2 separate regions of the Homo sapiens genome follow, and region 2 is linked to region 1. A link is a loop called in an ENCODE intact Hi-C map of the cell type or tissue named here. Cell type or tissue: PC-9. All regions are shown on one strand. Each heading gives the region's core, and the rest is flanking DNA. Links, peaks and the distances in the headings are about the cores only.

Region 1 (2,913 bases), core at 311-2,810:
AATATTTACTTACTCACTTGAGTTTCAGTTTTATCATCTGTAACATGAGGAAAATAATACCTACCTCAATTGCTTTGTAGGGTTTCATAAAGCTAAAATAATACCCATGATCTCCTTGGGGGCAGAAACTGCCAGGATCATTTTTAGCATTTAACACGCTGCCTGACACAAAGTGGTCATGTAACATTTGTTGGATAAAACTCCACAAACTGTAAGGAATGTTACACACATGGTAATTATTACTAATAATTCAGCAAATGGTATTTAACCACAGACTTCCTGCCTAGGCACCAGGGAAAGAGGGGAAAGAACACGACATGTGAATACACAGCTGTCCCTAGGGCTCCTGGAGTTCTCGCGGTGCCCCAGGTGCCATGCATGACTTTAAAGATGGGAGTGGGGATGCAGGATGCCAGACATGTGGCCCTTGGGTGGGAATTGGGACCCCAGATCTTTAATCACTTAAGCCTTGGGAGGTGTAAAAGTGTTTTCCCATTCCACAGAGGGTACAAAAGGATACAGGGCACATTGCACGGCCCCCAGGGCAAATGCAGTGTGGTGTGCTCTTTCATTTAAGCCGAGGCCACAAGTAACTATCGGACAAGGTTGGAAGCAGAAAGCAGTGAGCACCCAGAGAGGAACAGGAGTAGGCTGTGGAGCTCAGGAGCTCTGAATCAGAGCCAGGGTGGAGCGGAGGTGTCTCAGCCCCTGAGATGTTGCAGTCTTCCTGTTAATCTGCCTTGTGGAATTAAGCTATACCTGCGGGGTCCTAGGGATGTGATTCAGCACAGGCCACCATGGGCCATCTGTGAGCAAAGTGCTGAGCCCACCATGGTGGAAATACAGAAATAGACAAGACTCGGGGCTTGCTCCCGGGGAACTTAAAACAGTGAACTATGAAACGAGGCGTGGTGAAAGTCAATTTCTTACAGAGATAAGATGGGAACCCGGAGTGGGCAGGCTCACCAAGGAGGTGGCATTTGGGTGGATCTTGAAAGGTCTGTAGAGTTTGAATTGGAGACAGATTAGAGGTGAGAAAACACACTGAGGTGTGGAAACCCACAGGTTCTTCAGGGAATAAGTGGACGGGAGTGGAGCGTGGAGGGCTGGTAAACAGATCGCGAAGGAGATTTTGAAAGGAGGAACGTGGCCAGAGCGTTGTCACATCAGGAGTTTAGTCCGCAAGTAGAGGTGGGCCCTGTGGCTTTCCCTCTAGTCACTTGTCTTACAGAGAAGGGGACTGAGGTTGTGAGGGTGGGGCTGGCATTTGACTTCGTCCCACTCCTTCCCATCTTCTGGGCTCCATCTGCTTGGTACTCACGTGTAACAGCCTTAGGGGACCTGCCCTCCCTGTGGGGGCCCAGACCTGGGGAATCTGGTTGAGTCTGGCTGCTCAGTGGGTCTGGGCGCAAAGCATGTGGAGAAATTGAGAAGCTCGAAGCAGAACAGCTAATCCCTGATGTCCGTCGGGTGGGTTTTGTATGCTTAATAAGTAAAGATAACGTGCATTTTACACTTTACTAAAACGCATTACCTCATCTGACTTTCCTTTTCCCTCCATCCCAGCTGGTGAGTTGGGGACTCAGTGACCCTTGGGAGAAGGGGAAGGGAGCAGCTGGGGGGCGCACCTTGTTGAATTCATGGGGTCTTTCCTGGGGACCTTCGGTTTTGTGATGAGGAAGTGGAGTGGCTGGAGGACATCAGCGTGGCAAATGGAATGCCTTCAGGAATGACGCAAGGGGAAGGTGGCTGTGGCTGAGGGTGAGGAACAGCTGCCAGGAAGGAAGACTGAATGTGAGTTTTCTGGCAGTGATGGATGGAGCAGAGATGGGCCTGAGGCCACTGACAGGGAGCTTTAGGAATGAGAAGCCTGTGCCCACATTGCTTTTTTTTTTCTTTCCTTAATTTTTTTTTTTTAATTATCATCTGTAGCTCATTGAATTTAGTTCATCAGTTATTTGAAATAAATCAGATGTACTTGGGAAGTACTGGCCAGTAGGTGTTAGAGTGTTAGCCTGTACAAAACCTTCCCTCTGGGAAATGCTGGAAGGAGAGCCTTCGTGTCACAAAAGCCGTTAACACACACTGTGAGGTGCCTTGGAGAGAGGTCACTCAGGCCAGGGAGGGCAGGCGTGCCTGACACCAGCTGCTAGGACTGCATTGGAGTGAGGCCACTCAGCCTTGAAGGTCAAAGAGCAGATGACAACTGAGAGTAATTGATGAACCAGGGACTGTAGGAAGAGTCATTTTAAATAAGGCCTTTGGGGCTGTGCGCAGTGGCTCTTGCCTGTAATCCCAGCACTTTGAGAGGTCGAGATGGGTGGATCACTTTTGGCCAGGAGTTCAAGACCAGGCTGGGCAACATAGCAAAACCCCATCTTTACTAAAAATACAGAAAATTAGCTGGGCATGGTGGCACACGCCCAGCTACTCAGGAGGCTACGGCAGGAGAATCGCTTAAACCCAGGAGGTGGAGGTTGCAGTGTGCTGAGATCACACCACTGCATTCCAGCCTGGGCGACAAAGTGAGACCCTATTCCCCTAACACCCCCGCCCCCCAAAAAAAGCCTTCGGAAGACAGTTAAAGAATTTAGGAACACGGCCGGGTGCAGTGGCTCACGCCTGTAATCCCAGCACTTAGGGAGGTTGAGGCGGGCAGATCACGAGGTCAGGAGATCGAGACCATCCTGGCTAACACGGTGAAACCCTGTCTCTACTAAAAATACAAAAAAATTAGCCAGGCGTGGTGGCGGGCGCCTGTAATCCCAGCTACTCGGGAGGCTGAGGCAGGAGAATGGCATGAACCCAGGAGGCGGAGCTTGCAGTGAGCCGAGATCGCGCCACTGCACTCCAGCCTCGCGACAAAGCGAGACTCCGTCTCAAAAAAAAAAAAAAAAAGAATTTAGGAACACA
Region 2 (2,913 bases), core at 197-2,696, 110 kb before region 1:
CAAGAAAGGCACAGACGCATTTATAACCAGATTCCAAGGTCAGCTGCTTGGAGCATGAAGCGAGGTCATGTCCTCTTGCTTCTTGAATTAGGTCATCTCTCAAAGAAATCTCAGGGTCCTCCTTCCAAATAACTCCAAGACCCCCGGCCCAGCGGATGCTCTCTCAGTCCAAAGGTCAAGCCCTGGTCACAGCATCTCAAGGAGACAGACAAGTCACCTGAGTGTCTGTTGCAGCGGCCAACACCACAGGGTGTCGCTGTTAGGAAAGGTACCCTCCCCCTCCGGCCCTGCGAAGTCCCCCAAGCTCACAACCAGAAATCCTCAGCCACCAGGCAAGGAGCTGGCCTGTCCTGTCTTCCTGGCTCCTCTCCGCCTCAACTGGACCCACAACATCGAGTCCCCTGGGAACAGAGCATGGCACACTGACCATGCTTCTTAGGGCTGCCCAGTCACAGCCCCACACTGTGTTCAGAACCCCCACCCTCAGGCTCCCCCGCTGGGCCAGGGTGGGAGCCAGGCTCCCCTCTCTGTTTCAAAGCCCTTCCCCCAGCGCCCCTCCTGTGCAGGGATCAGTGGTGCTTCTTTCAGGGGAAAACCACAGTTGCCCCGCATGAAATCTGAGGACACATACGTACGGCTGCGTGGTGGACGGTGTTGGGGATCTTTGTCATTGCTATGAGAATCTTGCTCCCAGTGCATTCCATCTGATGCCTGTTGGAGGTGTGCACTGCATCAGGTGAGGCCACCATCCTGCCCACCTGTGATCCAAAAAAAAAAAAAAAGATCTGGGAGGAGAATGGAGATCTGGAGTCGGCCTGTGTGATGGGGGAGAAGCTGCTGCCGTCCCGAGCCTCAGAGGCAGAAGTCAGTGGCCCAAACTCCAGGGCCTAGTGCGTACACATGCACACACGTATGTGCAGACCTGTGTGTGCCTATGCACAGATATGCATCTAGGATGTGTGCACACATGTTCACATAGAGGATACAATGAACTGCTACATGTTTCCGTGTATATATATTACATATAGATATTTACTGGTTTGCATATATGTGTATATATACTGGTATATGTGTGTGTAGACTATCATGCATGTATGTGTGTATACATATACTAGTATGTATGCGTGTGCATATATAGAGGTATATACATGTGTGTGTACCCGTATCTATTTACTAGTATATATGATGTGTGTGTGTACTGGTATGGATGTGTGGGTATGTGCACTTGCTGGTATGTATGTAGGTGTTTGCTAACACATACGTGCACACGCAGAATGCTTCCAGGGGACTGCACAGCCTCTAGTTCGCAGCCCCCACCCCTCCCTTTGCCCCTGCACTCTCCCCTCTCTGAGCTGCATTCGCATGAAAGGGTGCAGGTTCTGACCCCGCAGCGCCACCTCCTGGACACCTAGGGATTTCTGGCAGCGCCTGCTTGGCCACCAGCACTGAGGGAAAGATGAATCCGAGGGAGATCAGGGGATGGGGCACTGAGTGACGTCCCCAGGATCACAGGGTTCTCATATGGCCCCAGCAGTCCATTTGCAACTCTACAGATGAATTCCAAAGGGCCAGAACCCTTAATTAATCAGGGACTCCTCCACCTCGAAGTGGGAAAGACAGCCCCAGGAGAGTAAAGTCTGGGTGACCCCAGGAGGGACAGGGGAACTTGCTGGGCAGCTGGCCCTGTGCTGCCACAGCTTGTCAGGGAGGTTTCTACAGCACGTGGAGGGAGGTGGGTGGTGGGGGCAGTAAGCAGAGGGAGGGGAGGCTCCAGGGGGTCCCGGATGGGGTGCTCGAGGCTTCGGGGAACCTGGAGTGGAAGAGAGTTTTAGAAGAAGCAAGCCAGGGCCAGGCACAGCGGCTCAGGCATGTAATCCCAGCACTTTGGGAGGCAGAGGAGGGCAGATCACCTGAGATCAGGAGTTTGAGACCAGCCCGGCCAACATGGTGAAACCCCATATCTACTAAAACTACAAAAATTAGCCAGGCATGGTGGTGCACTTCTGTAATCCCAACTATTCAGGAAGCTGACGTAGGAGAATCACTTGCACCCAGAAGGCAGAGGTTGCAGTGAGCCGAGATCATGCCACTGTACTGCAGCCTGGGTGACAGAGTGAGACTCCATCAAAAAAAAAAAAAAAAAAAGACAATGCTTAAATAGGGCAAATTGAAATCCTGTCCAGTGGAATAGCACTTCTGAGGTGTTCCTGCCAAGACAGATAACGCAAATCAAATCCCCAGGGGGCAGCAGTCTCTCAAGTGGCGGCACAGCCCACAGAATAACTGGCCCTTAATCTTCGAAAGTGTCAAGGCCATGAAAGTCAAGTAAAGACTGAGCTCAGCTTCAGACTCTAGGAGACTAAGGAGATGTGACAACCAGAAGCCACATACCATTTTGAACTGGGTGCATTCACTGTGAAGAAATCATCAGACCACTGGGGAGACTTGAACAGCAGCAACGCGCCCTGCGAACTTGAGTTGTGAGTGAAGGTTGTTCTGACCGACCATGTAGGAGAAAGTCCATATTTGCAGGAAGTACATGGGAGTATTTGGGGTGATGGAGTATTGGAGGTGGAGTATTAGGGAGCAAGTGTTGACAATTTACCCCCAAATGGTTCAGGAAAAAATGCATGATTTGTGCTGCAGTGGAAGCTCTTCTTAAGTCAGAGATTATTTTAGATTTTTTAAAAATTACACACACACGCCCACAAAACTATCTCTGGCAAATTCCTGAGAAGAGCAGGACTCTCCTCCTCCAATGAGCAATTCTAACCAGGGAAACTTCTCTACGTGGCATTGAAATCTGGCCCACAGGAGGTGCTTCCCTGGCCCCAACCCCCTCTTCCCTCAGACTCCTAACAGGATGGAGTCAGGGAAACAGGATCAACACACCTGGGGGTCCAGCCTGTAGAG

What was found. Peaks named below come from ENCODE experiments on the same cell type or tissue, not always from the same donor. Only the 100,000 strongest peaks of a DNase experiment are listed, where the experiment ranks them.
Region 2: it touches region 1 in a loop (2.9-fold over the local background); 3 of 110 quality-filtered maps call a loop at or near these places.

The regions. Positions count from the first base shown.
Region 1 is chr2:9,250,034-9,252,946 of GRCh38, forward strand. All of the region lies in intron 1 of ASAP2 (ArfGAP with SH3 domain, ankyrin repeat and PH domain 2), which reads left to right. Among named protein-coding and RNA genes, the nearest start is that of ASAP2, 45 kb to the left of the region's middle. In PC-9, for the core only: no CTCF peak of the experiment used is centred there; DNase peaks (open chromatin) are centred at 1,788 and 2,128; H3K4me3 peaks cover 281 bases; H3K27ac peaks cover 2,340 bases.
Region 2 is chr2:9,138,496-9,141,408 of GRCh38, forward strand. It overlaps LOC105373417 (a long non-coding RNA gene), which reads right to left. Exons shown (of 4, transcript XR_922775.1): 2 at 636-758. Among named protein-coding and RNA genes, the nearest start is that of ASAP2, 67 kb to the right of the region's middle. RefSeq lists an enhancer at 1,208-1,708. In PC-9, for the core only: CTCF peaks have their summits at 1,381 (motif pointing left) and 1,582; no DNase peak of the experiment used is centred there.